Regions from separate parts of the Homo sapiens genome. Here region 2 is linked to region 1. A link is a loop called in an ENCODE intact Hi-C map of the cell type or tissue named here. Cell type or tissue: PC-3. All regions are shown on one strand. Links, peaks and the distances in the headings refer to the core of each region. The heading gives the core; the rest is flanking DNA. Region 1 overlaps GLIS1 (GLIS family zinc finger 1). Region 2 overlaps GLIS1 (GLIS family zinc finger 1).

Region 1 (9,032 bases), core at 1,033-9,032:
AACGAGAAGCCCTAGCACAGAGATATTCTCACAAAGAGCGCTCCGTAAGTACAAATGACTGTTTGATCAATCATTTGGCCTCAGCGTGGGATTTGGTTAGAATTAAAGCCATCTGGCTGGGGTTGACGGGGGGTACGGAGGGAGGAGACAAGCAGGCGGGAAAAAGACCCACCCCCCTCCCCCAAAAAGCATTGTTAAAACAGGGAAAAATAGTAAAGTTCCTGCTGTTATTTCAGCCTAAGCCACTTAATCCATCAGCACATAAAGCAACTTATTTTATGACCTTTTCCCTTTAAAAAATAAATCAGAAGACGATGCCTTGAATTCACATATCTCTGAAGCACACTACTCATCCCTCCCAGTGAAATATCCTGTTTCATAAACCTTCTTCGAGATACTTGAAACTGCAGATCACTAAATGCTTTGCTTTAGGCATCTGACATTCCAGAGAATTAATATTTAAACTTATTATAGGAAAAAAGAATTGAGTTTGGTTGAAGCATGAAATATTTAATAGTGTCTCCAAATTAGAAACCCTATTTTGTTTCGCGCTGGAAATGCCACGATATTACCTGGGCTTTGCACTCAAATAAGATAAAATGCAAAGGCAGTCTTGAGATTAAACACACAATTACAGCCGTTTTCTCCAGAGAGATGGGGAGTGAGACAGGTTTGGGGAGTGGAAGTGATTGAGTTTCATTTTTACGATATGCTTAAAATTATATTATCATTCTCTGCCTTGAGGGTTGGACTTGAGACTGCTGAAGCTACTTAACCACCGAAAACGGTGTCAAAATCAGTGACTCCGCGGAGGCCTATTCTCAGGCTCTTTAAACCGTCGTCTTGGGATGGGCCCAGTGACAAGCAAAAAACTCCGTAACTTTCTCTGCTTGCTAGGACAAAAGTATTCGGTGGTTTAGGATAAAAATTAAGCTCCAACTGACACAGTGGATCCTGGCAACCTCTGCCGGCACGTGTAATTTATTTACAGGGTTGGAAAGTTGGCAAAATACATCATCAACTCTTACACAAACTTCTACTAGGTATTAAATACCCAACCCTCTGAGAAGTAATTCATATAGTCCAGCAGCGTTCCAAAATAAACCCAATCTCCAGTCCTCCGGAGAGCTTAAAACAGCAAATGGGATCTGTATTTTTCAAGTCAGGTTTATAGTACTCCCTGGTTTCTTGCTAAAGCCTGATTTCTAGCAAACCTGTTATTTAAAAACAAAGGTAACATCTAAAAGAGTAATCTGGTTGCTAAAAAGACACAAATAGGAACAGGCTGGGCTGTACGGCAGGCAGGGCCATCCCTTGTACTTCATTCACTCCCCTTCAGACACAGCGGCACGTAGGAAGGCAAAAACACCTCGGACCAGAACGGCTCCTGCAAGTCCATCTTCAGAATCAGTATGACTCCCTGAGAATGTACACATTCTCATGAATGCACGTGCAAGGCCACAGATGCAACCAGCCGTGGGACCTTTACCTTCCATAGGGGGGGTCATCTAGCTCATTCATCATTTGACACAAAAGACCCATTTCTCACAAGCAAACTCTCAAGTTCACTCTGATCCCCAGCCTGTTCTCCCTCCCAAGCCCTACTTCATCCCACCAAGTGTTTAACAAGAAATAATTGTTTAATAGATCCCTGAGCCAACATGCTTGGGGAAGCACGTATTCTATAACCAGGCATGGTGGGGATCTTGAGGAATTCTCGTCCAACAGATGTCTTTGAAAGCCATAGAGGGGAGACTACGACCGGGGCCTTGGCAAGGAATCTCCCCATATGGCAAGAAAGACTCAGACAGGGACTACTACCTGCAATAACCAGTCAGGACGGGAGTTGCCACTGCTTCTGAGAAGCGGTCCCTCCTAGGGGCCCCCTCCATGGCCTCAGAGAGTCTTTTTCCAGACCCCAGATTCCTGAGGATCCTGAGTCACTGGGAACATTCTCCTTTCCCTAGTTCTGCAGGGGGAGAGGAGCAGTGCCCTACGGAGGCAGAGTATCCCCTGTAAGTCGCACCTCAGCCTGTTGGCTGAGACTGAGAAAGGGGTGCTCTGGGATGTGGCTGTCTGGGCCCCCTGCAGCCTCCTGCTGCCTTCCTTTGGGCTTCCTTGGGGGCGCGCAGCTCTCTAGAGCCGCATCCTCTCCTTCCCAGCCGCCTGGGTTTAAGAAGCTGGTCCTGGAGAGTGGTGTATTTTCAGAGGAAAGTACTGGCTCTGCTGTCAGACAGACCTGGGTTCAAATTCCAGGCTCTGTTGCTTACTACATGCACAACCTTGGACAAATCACTTTGCCTTTCCAAGCCTCAGTCCCCCCATCTTTAAAATTAGAACAGTGCCTCCTTTCTTCCTAGGGCTGCTGGGCATAATTAAATGTGATCACGTCTCTAAAGCATCTCACCTGGCACAGAACAGCCGCTCACTAAAGGTTAGTTGACCTCCCTCTTCCCCATTCTTTCTGTGTTCATCTTTAGCAGTCAAGAGTTCCAGTGTATAACCTGGTCTGAGACAAAAGTGGCCTCTTCCTACACCCCAGATCCTTCCAAACCTTCCCAGCCCAGTCAGTGTGGAATCCTGGAGTATCAGCAGGCAGGGACTATGGATCATCCAACTGAACTGCTCTCCATTTTACAGATGGGAAAACCAAGGCTCAAAGCACAGGGCACGGCCCACTTGCAAAGATGCTACACAATGGCTCATGTGTTAGCTCCAGGCAGGCCCAACCATAACCACCAAATAAATTCAGGCCATCCAGGAAATGCGTTATTCAGTTAACAGACTAAAGGTCTCTTCTCAGCGCATCTGACTCAAATGCTAACTTTAAAAACACAGCTCGTAATGCTAACACGATCCGCCTCGATCCACCGGAAACCTACTGAAGGAATAATCCTTTGGAGTTTAAGGGGGAAAAAGGGCAAAAGAAGAAAACATGCTTTAAGTGACTTTCAACTCTGAGACCACTGGGTTAGGGTTGTATTCTCTCCACCCCTACCCAGCCCAGCCTTCGGCTTTCTTTCAGTTTCTTATAAATATGGCTTTGGGAGACCAAAGTAGCCACAAAACTACTTTTCCCCCTCTTTTCTGCTTTCCTTACTCAGTAACTCAGCTGTCAGTCCCTGGACTTTGCTTCCAATGCTGAAAGCTTTTTTTTTTTTTTCATTGTAAACTATTAATTTGGGCAGTGGCTGCTGATAAACAAGAAGTCCGTTTTTAAACTGCTAGAATCATTAGCACAGTGAAGGCGAGCAGCACAAATATTTCAGGAGTTTGGTCTTTTTTCCTGGCCCTGGTATTACAGCTGTGCTTTTTGCATAATGCAGTCCAAGTTTTCAAAGCCCACTGCAAACTTTGTTTCATTTCTTCTCCCCCTTGAACTGAATGTCTTTGTTTCTTTAAATATAAAAATAAACTACCCCCCACCAAAAGAAACCACACAATTCTCTAGGTCCAAAATAATTGCAACGGAAATCTATATTAAAAAAAAAAAAATAACAAACCACACATTATAATTTAACTTTGAATATAACCGTATATGTAAGGTGAGGTTGCTGAAATACTACCACATCGTGTTGAAAACAGAATTCTTTTCCAAGACAATTGAGAGAAGGAAGGGAAATTATCCTCAGCGATAGTCACTGGTCGACTTCCCAATAAAGTTTATTTGTTTGTTATTTTTTCCCCTAATCCTATCCAAAACAGATTGAAAACCCTGTCCCAAACTTTAGTTTCTCCCCTCTTCCAGGATACTGGCCAAACTCCACAAAGTAAAACCGAAGAAAATGATGATAATTATGCAACATTCAGAACAAAGAACATAAGAATATATTTTTTTAAGTGATTCATTGTGCACTTATGCCTGTAATGGGATTTTAACGCACTGTAAAAATAAGTGTGCTGGCTCACTAAGCTTCTCACGCAAATGAAACGCAGGGAGATGAGTAACTCTGAGATGAGGTTCATTTTGTTTTTTGTTTTTTGTTTTTCAGAAAAAGAAGGATGAAGAAAAATCATAGCATATAAAGAAATTTACATTTTTAAATCACAGATGGAGCAACATAGACTATCGATGTGATTCCACAGCTCTGAAGCTCTGCAGACCTCAGTCCAGCTAAGCACGCTACAGGTAAACTACTCAGAAACAACTAAGCCTAAATTAAATTACGATCTCACGTGATGGTCCCCTTGCCATTTTGCCCACAGAGTCCTAGCTTCTAGAAAGCTTGAGAGGCAGGAAGGGAAGAGGAATTCTAGCCGCCCGAGATTCTTAGGGAATCTTTGGGAATTATATTTCCGCTACATGTCTATAAAAGATTTGTCGGATACATAACTCTTATGACTGTAGACGCAACATGTTCCTATCTCATTTTTTACCCACACACATACTTGTTTCTCTTTGTCTCACTGAGCCTGACATTTGGCCAGCAGGTTTTTCTCCCCCTTATTTGAAACTTCATGCACTGAAAAAATTTGGATCTGATTATTTCCGGATCGCAGGACCAGCACTTTAAAATGGATGAAATGCAAGCAAATTGCCCACCGGAGCCGGAGGGGAGAAATGCTTTAAAAGTCACTCATACCTTTCTATGAGGGATGCGCTAGCCTTCCAAGGCCTCCCCAGAACATCACAGGAGCTTCTTATTCAGATGAAGAAATTCAACCAGGTGGTACCACCAAAACATCATGACTTACTGTCCACCGCCCCCACTCCGAGTCCATGCGCACAATCTACAATTCCTTTTTTTTTTTTTTCAAGTTACAAGACTGACTGCTTTTTGGCATTTACAGCCATGATGGCTGTTTTTATAACGGCGGGGTTCACATTTGTCGTGATCAACCTCTTTTTTATTGCAAGGATGCATCCAGTCTCAGTACACAGTGAAAGGGCCCAGTGAGTCACTGTAAATTAAATAGTGACCTCATTATCTGGTTTGGTGTGGGAACAGCAACTCTGGACAAATGGAATCATGTGGTAAACTATAAAGTTTTCTAACTATGGCATAGATACTAGTTACCAATTCCCAAAGATGTGAGACAGTAGAAATACCAAAAGCAAAAGACATTTTTAAATTCTCTGGGAACGTTCAGAAGGCCTTCGTGTGAATGCCAGCTCTCGGCCGCCAACACACACATGTAGAAGGTACAAGTTGTGGAACCAGAATCAAATATTTGCAGCTGGAAGCCTGGAAACTGCCACCTACTGTCTGCAGCTTTGAGCAAATCCCTGAACCTTAATGTCTGCATCTATAAAATGGGAATCACATTAATAACAGCCAGTATCTGCCCAGCACTTTACAGACTTCTACATCTGCTCCCTCACAAGAGCCCCCAAGGCAGGCAGAGCCCAGCTGGCGTGAGGGCAGACAAGAGGATGTGTGGGAACACGCTCTGAACACTGTAAAGCACCGTGCACAGAGAACAAGCGTCATCAGGCCATCACCACAAAGCTGTCCGCCTGCATAAAGCCCAGATGTTTACCTTCTTTCCTTGTCAGGACTTATAAAAGCAGAGTGTCGGGTGTTTAATAATAGGAAAGAAAAATGCAGCATCTGGCAATTTGGCTTTTCCAGCTGTTTGGAATCTGGATAAACGGGACTCTGCCATAAACAGATCATGATTCTTATTGTAAATGATGACAATGTTAGTCCATGACATCACACCATCCCAGTGCCTCCCGATTCCAGATCAAATACACAGGCCCCAGACATTTATGGATAAACTACTAGGTTCAAGAACCCACTCTCTTCCTCTGCTTAGGGACTGTCTGAGGCAGGCGGCAGAGCATCTGAAACCTGACCCCAGGCTGAGCCATACTGTCTTCTCTCCGGTCACTGGGCAGCTGTGGCCACAAAAGACCTGAAGCTTGGCACCTCTCAGCCTCCCCTGGCTAGCACACCACAGTTAGCACCCTTCACATTCAGCATTTTAAAAATGTAACCTTGCTTCCTTCTCACTCTGTCCCCTTTATCTCAAGTGTCACTGACCCTTGCATGGGCCCTGCACGAATTAATAAAAGTGCCTCCTTCTACCTTTTTAGCTTATAAGGCATTCTTACAACTCTTGTTTTATTTACCCTGCAAGGTAGGCACCATTACCTCTCACGCAAATGAAAACCCAGAGGTTGAGAATGTGAAACAGGTTACAGTAGTAATCCTAAAAATAACCAGGCACTGAGGTGGCCCTTGCACATTCTTTATCACTAATGATCTCATCAGTCTTGCGAATTAAGTCTCAGGGTAAATTTACAAACGAAGGAACCAAAGGCTCAGAAGAGTAAAATCGATTCCCCCAAGTGCCACAGATCATAGATGGTGGGGTCTCACAATTCCCAGCACAGTCAATACATATTTTTCAATTGGTATTTCTGTCTGTTTCCAATAAGCCTGAGAACTTGGAGCTAGACACCAAATATTCAAAGGGTTACATGGTCTGGGACTATTTCGGTGGGAGTAGGGGCAGTAAGAAGGTGCCGTTTCCTCGCAGCATTTTTAAGGACGCTGAAGAACTGGGGGAAAGCTGGGTTTGTCTCGGGCCACTTGGTGACTGCACTGTGAGGAAAAGCTTGCCTATAGCAACACAGAGGCCAGCAGGGAAACCTCTCCAAGCCCAGGACCCTGAGCCTTCCCTTTCTCCCTAGGCCAGGTTAGGCCAGAGCTGTGGCTTCCCTAACCACTGCCCTACACATACCAAACACTTTCCCACCTTCAGGCCTCAGTTTCCTCACCCTTCAAATGAGTGGGATACATCCCACCACAACAGCCTCACTGGGAGGCTATGAAGAAAAGTTGTGAAACCTCTTGGAAAAAAGCTTCACCAGAGAGACCAGCTTAAGGTACAAAGAAAGAGGCTCTTCCTCCCATCCCTTTATTCTCCTCTGCCCTTTCCAAATGGAATCCTGACTTAAAGATCTTTTATTTTGGACATGTTTGGGGGCGTGCGTAAAAATAACTGGGGTTAGGGGGAATGGAAGTAGGAAGATCGTACACAAAGCCCCCAGGTGAAAGGTCTCACCATAGCGTGGAACAAAGATTATGTTCGGGAGAGCTGTTTGCTAGGTCTGCAGAGAACTCGATCTTCAGAGGACAGCCATGATTTTTTTAAACACAGAACGTTGCAGGAGGGTATCTATTTAAGGGAGGATTGTGTATGGAGCGGGGCAAGCCAGGGAGCTCCCGGCAGCAAACATTACTCATGTCTCGCTGCGCAGCGCTCCTCTCTGGTAAAAGAGACCTCATATGTGTGTATTCCAGCAATAACACTCAGCAGGCATTTCCCGCCCCTCCCCACTGTATCTGTCCTTCTAAAATATTATCTCTATCCCTTGAAAAAGAGGCTGGCATCTAAAACAAGGAGATGAGAAGTAGTTCTCTCTTACAAAGTCAAGTGTTTTCTTCAAAAAAGAAAAAAACTACTTATGTTTATTTCATTTTACTAATCCCTGAACCAGGGAGTTGGGTGTTTTTGATCCACAAGGAGCTCTCAACTCTAAAAGTAGGCTGCCTACCCCTTCCGAGTTGTGAGGCTGATGCTAGGAAGTGATGCCTATAACCGTAAAACCCAAACTGTTTTTGTCTTCCTTGAGAATCATCTGGAATGAGAACCAAGAGGTTCCAAATGCAGATATAGTCAAACCCCAAAGCCTTGGTTTCCCCTAAGGGAAAAAAAAAGGGGGGAGGACGAGGACACAGCATCTTAACAATTTCTCCAATTCCTGGTTAATTATCTGTCAGCACGAAACTCATAAATAATGACTCAATAATAATTAACTGTGATGAGAAGAGCATGTTCCTGAAAATCCCAGCACCATCTCCGACTTTGAGCCCATAAGCCATACTGGGACCCCCACCTTCCCGTGGCCAGCTTCACTGGGGGACGAAGGGACTTGCCAAGGAGCTTGTGACCCAAGACTAGGCTGCCGAAGCACCAAGTACAGAAAAGCCATGTTTAAGTTAGGACGTGACTAGGCTGGATTGCTGATGCAGAAAATTTTCCATCAGGAATCCAGAAATCATCTGGTTTAATTAATTCCTCACTTGACAGATGGGGAAACTGAGGTCCCAAAAGGAGAGGGGTCTTGCTAAAGGCCTCTGGGTTTTGTCAGCTGAGGAGATTGAAATACTTCAAACTATGCCTTGAGCTGCTCAGAAACAGATACCAATATATGCGTTGCTATTCGCCCTCATGTATAATAAAATTTTGACAAGTTTCTATGCAAGCTTTATCAGAAACACACAGAAGCAAAATTATGTAAGCTGAGAGCTTTCTATAAACACATTTCCCCAAACGGGGCTAATTGAATTTAAATTAGATGCTTCGCAAAGCAGGCATACTTTCACACTGACAAGCTAGTCCCAAACAATAAGAGAGAAACTGAGGAACTCCGAAGAAAGTTCCACCAAGCTCTCCCGAGCACGCGGTGGCGACGCCGGGCAGCCCGAATCTCCACAGGAGCCGCCAGGCACGTTGGCAGGGCCGAACTCACCCTTCCCGGCGGCGGCGGCCTTGGATGGACCGTAGTCTCGGGGACTGCGGGGCCGGAGGAGGTCGTGGGCGCGCGGTGGCGGCGCAGGCGGCCGGGCTAGCAGGTCCCGCGGGCCCCTGTCCCCGCAGCCGCCGCCACTCACGGTGACCCTGAAGGCCATGTGCGCGCCGAGGCTGGCGGGGCCGCGGTCGGGGCCGGGCGCACCAGGGGCCTCCTTAGGCCTCTTGTCCGAGTGTGCCTCAGCCACCTCGCAATGCATGGCGCCGGGGCGGGGCGCACGGCTGGGGGTCGCGCCGGGCTCCTGGGGAGGGGAGACAGCACAGCCAGTTAGAATGCGGAAAGCGGCCCCCGTATTGTCCCGGGGCCGAGTTTGAGCAGGTCACTGCCCCTTCGGTGGATTGCGCGTCTTTAACATAGGTTAGCACCACGACACCTAGCCCAATCAGAGGTCAAACCCACCTGATTCCACGCAAAAGCCCCCTCGCTCAGGAGCGGTTCGCCCTTCCCTGGTGTGGGGAGGACCCCAGGCCCCCGCGCCGCGGCGCAT
Region 2 (9,167 bases), core at 1-8,000, 140 kb before region 1:
TGGACTGTCCTTTCCCCATCTATAAAATGGGGATCATAATTCCAGTCTCCATGAATATTTTGAGGGCTGAGATCATGCACGTGGAAGCACTACATAAACTGAAAATCGCCCAACAAGCGTCTCAATAATGATCTTGTCCCACTTGATCAACCTGGCCAAGCTTATAAAGCCAGGCTGCAAAACCTCAGCTCCTGGCTCCCCTCCCTGTCTCCATCATCCAGCAATAATATCACAAGATTCAAAAGCAGTGTTCTTCCCACAGTGCCAGAAGTCTCACATCACAACATCTTCATCTCTGCACCCCCAGCTCCTAGCACGAGGCCTGGCACACCAAAGCAAGGCAAGTGTTTCAGGGGAATAATTCTTTCCTAATTGGAGGGTCACTTTCCCACAGCCTAAACCTTCCCCAACTTTCGATTATCAGCCCCTTCAGGGAACTTTCCCTGCCCACTGATGCATACTTGTTGTGCAGTCCTGGGCCCCTGACCACCCTCTCTGGGTCTGTCTTCCCTGTTCTCTGTCTGTATGTGATGGGATGAACTGGCCGACCTGCCACTCATCCATTTCAGGATCCTGGGTAATTCCCTGGGATGAGCTTCAGATGTTGCAATGGGTGAGGGGTGTGTGCTGGCCTTAAAATGCTCAAGCCCACAGGGCTGGTCTCAAGATGTTGGGCAGGGGGCAGAAGGCAGCAGATGCACAGGGACTCCACCCACTGTGATTTGAAAAGCACAGAGGTGACTGTTCTTCTGAAGGAAGAGGTTGGGCAAAAGTAGATGAGTAGAAGGCGGTGTGTCCCATTAGAATGGGCCAGGCAGCTGAGGCAGGTCATACAGAGCAAGCCATTTTGCCTGCGAACTTCAGAAACATACAGTTTCTTCTTCTGTAAAATGGGCATGGTAATTCATGGCTGGCCATGGTAAGTTTCAGAATATATTAATTCTCTTCTCCCTCAGGATATCCCATGGGATATGAGCCCAGAACCCCAATCAAATCTCTCTCCAGTTAACACTGGTTGGGCAGGTCAGCAGATATGGTTGGTATCTACCTCCTGCCACTTGGCAGACTGTGTGATCTTGAGAAGTGATTTGGCCTCTCTGGGCCTCGGAGGTTTTTGTTTTTGAGACAGGGTCATGCTCTGTCACCCAGGCTGGAGTGCAGTGGTGTGATCATAGCTCACTATAGCCTCAAACTCCCTGGCCCAAGTGATCCTCCTGCCTCAGCCTCCCACGTAGCTGGGGCTACAGGCATGTACCACCATGCCCAGCTAGGAGGTCAAAACAACAGATAGGGAATGGCTTGCATTGAGCCAGGATAAAACCATCTCTGAATCTCAGTAAGGAGCAACTCCCTTTAGCTCCCCCGCCCCTCCCAGCACCCAGGATTTTGTTTCTCAGGGGCTGGCGGAGGGGGGTAAAGGTTTGGGGCAAGGCAAAAGGGAAAGCCAGAAGCCCCAGGATTATGGGGAATGACCGTGAGTTTGGCCCAGGCTAGGAGGGCAAGGCCCTCCCGGCAGGTCCAGCCAGGTGGCTTGTGTTCTGAGTTCCTTGGCTAGTTAAGGCCAATCCGTAATACTCAGCTTTCAACCAGATTGATTTCTCTGGCCCTAGATTCAGAGGCACCTGGGACAGACTGGCAAACAGTGGAGAGGGGCGTAAGGAATGGAGACCAGTGGCCAGTGCAGCTGCAGTGGCCAGAGGAAGCTGGGCAGGATGAAAACCCGGCCCGAGACTCCAGCAGCTCATGAGGACTGGGAGGACACGCATGGGCCTCCTATGCCACAGGTCCAGCTGCCCCAGCCTAGCTCCATGCCCCCTGAGCAGACACTGTCTGACTCAGAGAAGGTGATCTGCAAATGACTGTCAATGAACAAGATGCAAAGAATCAGGGATCCCTGGTAGATATCGAATGGCAAGGACAGAGTGCCTGCCCTGCCCAAAGCAACCACCCACATACTGCCCTTCCCACCCTACTGACAGCAGAGGCTGCTACAGTCTCAAGTCCAGGCTCTGCCACCCATTGACTGGCTCTTTTGAGCCACAGTTTCTTCATCTGTAAATCAGCTGTAAATAACCCTGCCCTAAGCCCCAGGGCTACTGTACACATCACCTGAGATCAATGCTGGAGTGTGATGGGGAAGCAAGCACCCTCCCTTACATCATCTCTTTTATCCCTAATCACAACAACCCTAAAAGGCAAGTACTATTATTACTCCATTTTACAATCGAGTATGCTGTAGTTCAGAAAGGGTAAGTCACCAGCACGAGGTCACACAGCTGCCAAGTGACTAAACCAGGCTGGGTCCCAGGTCTGTGGGACTCCAGACCTGGGCTTTTCACCTCTGCACATGCCTTCCGGACCGTGCTCACAGCTTTGGTAAAACTCTTCACCAAAGTAAGGGACTCTTCTCATGCCTATTGTTGTTTTATAAAACCCAAGGTAGAGAAGGGCATTGTCATGACTTTTCCTTTTTCACTCTGCCTCTCTCCTTCTTGATGTGGAGAAAAGCAAGCTACAGTCTGCTAATTTCTGCAGTCGCAGACAATCAGAATTCCGGCCGTCTGGGAGAACCAACCTAAGAAAGCATGAAATTAATCTGTTCAAAGTTAATGTCTTGGAGTCGTCGCGTCAGTATTTGGGTTGGACGGGTAACCTTGTTATCGTAACACAGATGAAGCACCACATTTAATAAGGCTGAGACAACTCGGGCAACGTAAGAAACATAACAGGATATTGCAAAAAGATTAGGGAGCTTCCTCTGGACAGCATGGATGGGCCGTGCAGAGGGCAGGGTGGGGGATGGTGATGCCATTGACCTTGGGGGTCCAGCAAGTCCCTAGTCCCAGGCCTGGCCTAAGGACTAAGATGCTCAGGCAGAGGGGAGCTGGGCTCCTCTCAGCACATTGAGGCCTGCCTGGTGCCGGAGCAGAGGCTCCGCTGGCTAAATGTAAGCCAGCTGCGAGAATGGGAGTGTTCCAGTGGGATGGGATGGGGGAGGCTTACCTCATGAAAGAACTGTGGAAACGGCTGCTGGAAAGATAATAAAAGGATTAACTGCTATTTTAGTGGGCCATTTACTCTTCAATCAAAATGTCTCATCTATTTCCTGTTCTCCAGAGGCTCTGGGTCCAAAATTCCTTTGTCTATTACAGTGCATGGTAGCAGAGGCCTGTCATGAAAAATTAATAATTTTACAGGGAAGGGAGATTTTACTTATCTGGGTGCTGGTTGAGGCCCACCCCTTCCCCTGGGTTACCCACTGTGCCAGCATCATGGAGGAGAGGGAGCACGCCCACCCCACCGCAGGCAAGAGGAGGCCAGGGGAGGCTCTGACAAGCCTCCGAAGCCCAGATCACTGCTGCTGTCTCCAGATGGTGACACCCAGTGGGGCCGGCCCTAAAGCCCAGAGAATAGTCAGTTTAGCAGAGCTACACAAACAAGAGCATTGCAGTTTGGAAAGATGTAGGCTCGAGTCCCATTCCAATGGTTACTAGCTGTGTAACCCTTAGCAAGTTATTTTTATTACCATTATCATTCTTAGCCTCTATTCTTATTATAACTGTTGTTATTGTTTCCAACTAGCTGTGTGACCTGGGGCAAATTATGCAATCTTCCTGAACCTCAGTTTCCTCATCTGTAAAATGGGGGTTCACAGTATCTACCCCACAGCATTGTGTTGAGGACCAGGTGGAGTTGTCACTTAGAATAGCACCTGCACACAGTCTGTACTTGGAAGCTGCTTGCTGGTATTATCATCACCACAATCCTAAACCCTGGAAGAGGCAAGACCAAGTGTTCTCATGGGAGCAAGTGGAAGGCCAGCCAGACCCCACCCAACCTTTGTTTCTTCATTTGTAAAAACCCTTGGTTTTACAGGACTTGTAAGGATTAAACAATACTGATAGGTGAGTGTAGACACAGCTTGATATCACCTCCTCCATGAAGCCCTTCTGGGCCTTCCCTCCCTGGGACTATGCAAACTCCATCCCAGGACCTGCCACTCATCTCCCACCCATCTCTGAGCATGAGTGTCCCCAGGGCAAGGGCCATGGGAGGTCCAGGTCTGGGTCCCCAGAACCAGGCCTCAGCCAGTGTAAGCCAGTGTCCTGTGAAGTCTGTGGAATCAAGTGAGATCCTGGCAGCCTGGCCGCAGAGAGAGAGACCCTGAGTCTGCACTGAGTAACCCAGGCCCCTCTGACCCCTCGCTGGGCCCTGTTTCCCAAGCTAGAAAGTGGGCGGGGAAGGGCTAGATCCTCTCTGACTTCCCAAATTTCCAACACAGATACTCTTCTGGATGCCGTGATTCCACACAGAGGCCCCACTGTGAGAAGACCACTAACCACAGGCAGAAGCCAGGTGTAAGCCAGTGTCCTGTGGAGTCTTGTCAAGGTTCCTTCGGGTCACAGAGCCTCCACCTCGGCCCCCACAGGCACCCACAGACTCACCCATAAAAGAGAATATGTGAAGGAGAACTGTGGCTCAGCAGCTGTCAGCTCCAGGGTCTCGGGGAGATATGGGGGCCCAGCTGTCTCCCAGCAGCCCTGGCCTGGCCTGCGCGCTGTCTATTGGTCAACTCCTAGGCAGGGGCATGTGTCACAGGACCCCAAACAAGCCAGAGCATCGCCAGGGGCTGGCCCAGCCACCAGGCCTCCTTCCAGCATCCTCTCAGCCCAAAGGCACAAGATAAAGTCAAAGTCTCAGCCTGTCCAATGCACTCTCCCCACCACTGCTCCACACACCAGAATGCTAACCACAAGCTCCCTCCTCCTGCCTCCCCTTGGCACAGGCCATTCACTGCTGCTCACTTGTTTACAAAGCAAACTCTTTCTCCTCCTTCAAGACCCAGCCTCCTGAAGCTGCAGAAGCAGATCCTGTCCGACGCCCAGCTCCCAGCTCCACAGGTAGGTGGGGCCCAAGGGCAAGCACCTTGCCCCAGGAGGACGGAGTTTATGCTGCTGATTGCCAATGTGTCCTGCCTCCTTCCTGGCCCCTACAATGTCACCCTGGGCTCTGAATGGGGACACTATGCCCCTTCCCAGACCAAGTGCTCCATGAGTGGGTGTCCAATGACAGTGTTTGACACTTGCACAAGTCCAAGTGTGAAACAGCTTGACTTTAGCTATGGCACCAGCCCCAGCACACCAGCCATGCTGCTGTCCTGATGGCTGGGCGGGCTGGGCAGTGGCCCTGGTGGCCCATGCTTCTCAACACCAAGCACACCCTGAGGTCCAGCTCTGCCGTTTCTGGGCAGGCACCTCTCCTAGTGGGCTGGCTGTGCCTCGGAGGTAGCACAGCAGTTAGGCTGAGTGTATCAGGGAGTGCTCCTAGCCTCTGATACAGTATTCCCCACAGACGGGGCAGAAATGACCTGTCACAGAAATGATCCATCACAAGGGCTGGAGGCCTGAGTACTCACAGTTAATATGCGCGTGTGTGTGCACGCGTGCATGCATGTGTGTGTGCACGTGCGCATGTACACATAATGCTAGTGCCAGAAACCTGTCTCAACTCCAGGAAGAACGCTACTGGTACTACCCAGGGCCTTAGCTAGTAACCCTGGGCCCCAGCCCAAACCCTGCCCTGGGGACCTGCAGCTCTCGAGCCGGGTGCCTGTTAGGCCCCACTGTTCCTTGGTGGAAGCCAAGGCTGTAGGCAGCACTAGAAGGCCCAGGGAACCTCACTGGGATGGGTGGTGGTGAGGGCCCAGCGCTGGAGGAGAGTATGTTCTCCACATCTCATTTGGCCACCAGCAGATGGGACATGGAGCACAAACACATGAAAGAAGAGGCTGGCCACGCCTGTTTTTCCAATCGCATGTGCACACAGCCCCGGGCCCTGTGGCGTGCTAAGATATATCTAATGCCTCAGGGTGGGGGACTGGGCACCTAGTGAGTATGAGGGCCCCTCTGCCACGGTTCCCAGTGACAGGGGCACTGACCGTCTTGACCAGGGGCCACATCCACAGCATGGGTCCTTTCCTCCTCAACCACAGGGATCTCAGCCAGCCCAGAGGACGGAGTCCCAGGCGGCCTCTCCTGGGGCACTGGGGTGAGTGCTGCTCTGCCAGAGGGGCTGGGGTGAGGCCTGGCGGCCGGTGGGAACTCACCATGCACTTGTTGGGCTTCTCGCCCGAGTGCACTCGCATGTGGATGAGCAGCTTGTAGCGGGCGTTGAAGGGCTTGTAGCGGCGCACGCAGCCAGCCCAGAAGCAGGTGAAGTCCTCGCCCTTGCGCTGGTCGATGTGGCTCTTCTCGATGTGCCGCACCAGCTCCTCCTGCTGCTCATAGGCTGCACAGCAGTCCACCCAGCGGCACGCCTGCCGCCCGGCCACCACCCTGCCTGCCAGGCCCAGCCCCAGGCCTCCAAGGCTTGGGCCAGGCGGCAACTGAGACAGGGGATAGGGGGGCGGCAGGCCCTGCTGGTGAGGCCCAAAGAGCTCTGAAAACTCATCCGCGGGTTCCTGCTTCAGGAAGCTCGCCTTCCGGCAGGCTTCAAGTTGCAAGCTGCCCTCATGGCTGTCCGTCGATGCAGGGCCAGGCCGGGCCCGCTTGGAAGGGCCCCCCAGATCTCCCGTCAGAGGGGGGCTCCGGAGTCCATTTACACAGGTGACCAGAGACGTCTGGGAGGAGCGGATGATGGAGGTGACGTCGGAGGAGGCACAGGGTGAGGAGGAGGCTGGGGAGGTGGGGGGTAGGCCCAAGACGCAGCACCGCTTCAGGCTGCCCTCGGGGAGGTGGGTCTCGGGCTGGAGGCCCAGGCCAGAGCTGGGTTCGCTGCCCAGAAGGTAGCAGGAAGGCGCAGGGGTGGCGAGGCTTCGGCCCGGGAGGTCCAGGTCTGGGTGCAGGCCAGTGGCCAGCGGGCCCCGACAGTGGGCAGACAGGGATGTGCGGGCCTCTGCCATGGCTTGGTAGTCGGGCAAGGACTCCTGTTTGATGTGTTGTGTGGTTGGGAGGCTGCCGTTCACATACGTGGCCTGGGGTCTAGGTGACCTGGAAGACAGTGCCCAGAGAGGTCATGAGAGGCTGGGCTCGCCACAGAGGGAAGGCTCAGGTGGGGGCAGACAGGGAAGCTGAGGATCAAGGGATGGACAAGCCCAGGGCAGGAGGCAGAGGCTGAGGGCTAGAGGCAGAGAAAGAGCACCTACAGACTGGTTGTCTGGAAAACAAGCAGAGTGTAAAGGAAAATGGGGAGAGAGAGGAAGAGAAGGGCTGGGGAGGGAAAGAAGAGGCAGGAGGCCAGGCACAATGGCTCATGCCTATAATCCCAGCACTTTGGGAAGGCAAGGCAAGAGGACTGCTTGAGTCCAGGAGTGTTCACGACCAGCTTGGGCTACATAGTGAGACTCCATCTCTACAAAAAAATTTACAAATTAGCCAGGTGTGGTGGTGTGCACCTGTAGTCCCAGCTACTCGGGAGGCTGAGGTAGGAGGATTGCTTGAGCCCAGGAGGTTGAGGCTGCAGGGAGCCAAGGTCATAACATGCACTCCAGGGTGAATGTGGTGAGAACACCAGGAAGGAGGACCTTGCATCGTTTTACCAAAGCTCAGCACCCCCACCCAGCCCTGGATGCCACGCCATCCTGCTTCCCAGGGGGCTGCCCTGCTCCCTCTCCGTGGCCTTCTAGTGAGTTCTCCAGGAAGAAGGCTGAGGCTGGCATTTTGAGGAACACCCAGGTCCAGGGTATATTAAATTCCACTTACATGTCCTTTAAATCTTTCTTAATTTTTGTAATCTAGCTTAACTTCTACAAATGCTAATTGTATGACACTTCGCCCCAAGCAGCCTGGCCTTTCCACTGTTAATGTCAGTGCATGGGGGAGTCTGAAGTGCAGTCCTGGTGGGGGTGTCTCAGGAGGAACTGAGGAAAAGCTTCTGAGGGGTCCCAGGGTTTCAGGCCCTCACAATGTGACTGCATGAAACTGCGATTTTGGGGAAAAGCCATGGGGCAGGCCAGGCAGGGCAGCCCATGGGAGCACGTGGGTTTGAGATCAGGCTCAGCCACATCCAGCCGTGCAAACGTGGGCAAGGTCCTTTGCCATCCTGGGTCTCTCTCCTCCTCTGGGACATCAGGAGGATCCTCCCCATGAGAGCGAGGGTGGTGTATGTGGGCACAGCTGGGGTTTGCCAGGTGGCTGTCTTCACCACATAGGTGGTACACAGGTGCCCAGAGGGCCTCTCCCACATGTGGAACATTCCCTCCACCACTGCGCAGGAGGCCAGGCTTAAATAACACAAGGGGATTCCTGCACTGAAGCTTCCACCATTCTGAGTGGGGGGACCAGGTAAGGTGCAGAGAGAGACGGAAGGGCCTACCTGTCACCAGAGCACTCTGAAAAGGGGAAAGGTCAGGAAAGTGAGGCAGGGCTGAGAGTTAGGACACCCCCCTGGCTGGCTAGGCAGAACAGGGAGCCTGGTGCTATGCCTGAAGTCTGGCTAGGACACCCCACGCCACCTCATCCCATCTGAACCTCAGTTTCCTTGCCTGTAAAATGAGGGCTAAGTCTCTCTACCTCAGAGGATGGCTGCCAGATCGAGTGAGATGGCCCCGTGACAGCCCTCTGCGAAGGGGATGGCAGGGTGAGGGGAGCTCTTATCGCCATTCACCACCACTGTCTTGGGGCTCTCTGCAGCCAGAGCTGTGGGGTCATCACCTGTCCCTCAGTTTCCCAAGATGGCCTTGCAGCTCCAGCCCCTCCATCTCTGGCTCCCTGCAACTGGAGCAGCCCGAGCTCCAGTCATGAGGTACAGGAGGGGAGGGGAAGGGACAGGGCTCCCTGGAAGGGAGCTGCTGAGATGGGGATAATCAGTGTTTCTCCAGCAGAGACTCAGGGGAGAGGCAGGGATCTCAGATCGCATGTCTCTGAGGGCTCAGGAACTGCAGTCTGAATGGAAAGTCAGTGATTTCACTCAACATGCTTTTCACTCTGTGCTGGGTGATGCTGAAGAAGTGGGAAGACCAGGTCCCTGACCTTGGGCAGCTCCCCTTCCAATAGGGGAGTCTGTGGACCAGTCCCCTGAGAGAACATTTACATTCTGCTGAGGGGTAGGTAGAGTTCTGGTGAACAGAACTAGTTATGTAGCCTCTCTAGCCTCAGTTTCCCCACTCAACGGCAGTTGGGGGTTGAGAGCATTAATGCATAAAAAGTGCTTGGCCTGGTGAAACCCTG

The links. Hi-C counts contacts between places; a loop is a spot of excess contacts. Peaks named below come from ENCODE experiments on the same cell type or tissue, not always from the same donor. Only the 100,000 strongest peaks of a DNase experiment are listed, where the experiment ranks them.
Region 2: a loop joins it to region 1, with 2.3 times the contacts of the local background. A loop is called at or near these places in 2 of 110 quality-filtered maps.

The regions. Positions count from the first base shown.
Region 1 is chr1:53,729,321-53,738,352 of GRCh38, forward strand. It overlaps GLIS1 (GLIS family zinc finger 1), which reads right to left. Exons shown (of 11, transcript NM_001367484.1): 2 at 8,486-8,786. The coding sequence starts at 8,744. Among named protein-coding and RNA genes, the nearest start is that of GLIS1, 5.3 kb to the right of the region's middle. In PC-3, for the core only: a CTCF peak has its summit at 5,238 (motif pointing left); DNase peaks (open chromatin) are centred at 3,881, 4,901 and 5,821; H3K4me3 peaks cover 3,259 bases; H3K27ac peaks cover 6,175 bases.
Region 2 is chr1:53,588,002-53,597,168 of GRCh38, forward strand. It overlaps GLIS1 (GLIS family zinc finger 1), which reads right to left. Exons shown (of 11, transcript NM_001367484.1): 4 at 6,107-6,989. Among named protein-coding and RNA genes, the nearest start is that of DMRTB1, 130 kb to the left of the region's middle. In PC-3, for the core only: a CTCF peak has its summit at 4,920; a DNase peak (open chromatin) is centred at 4,840.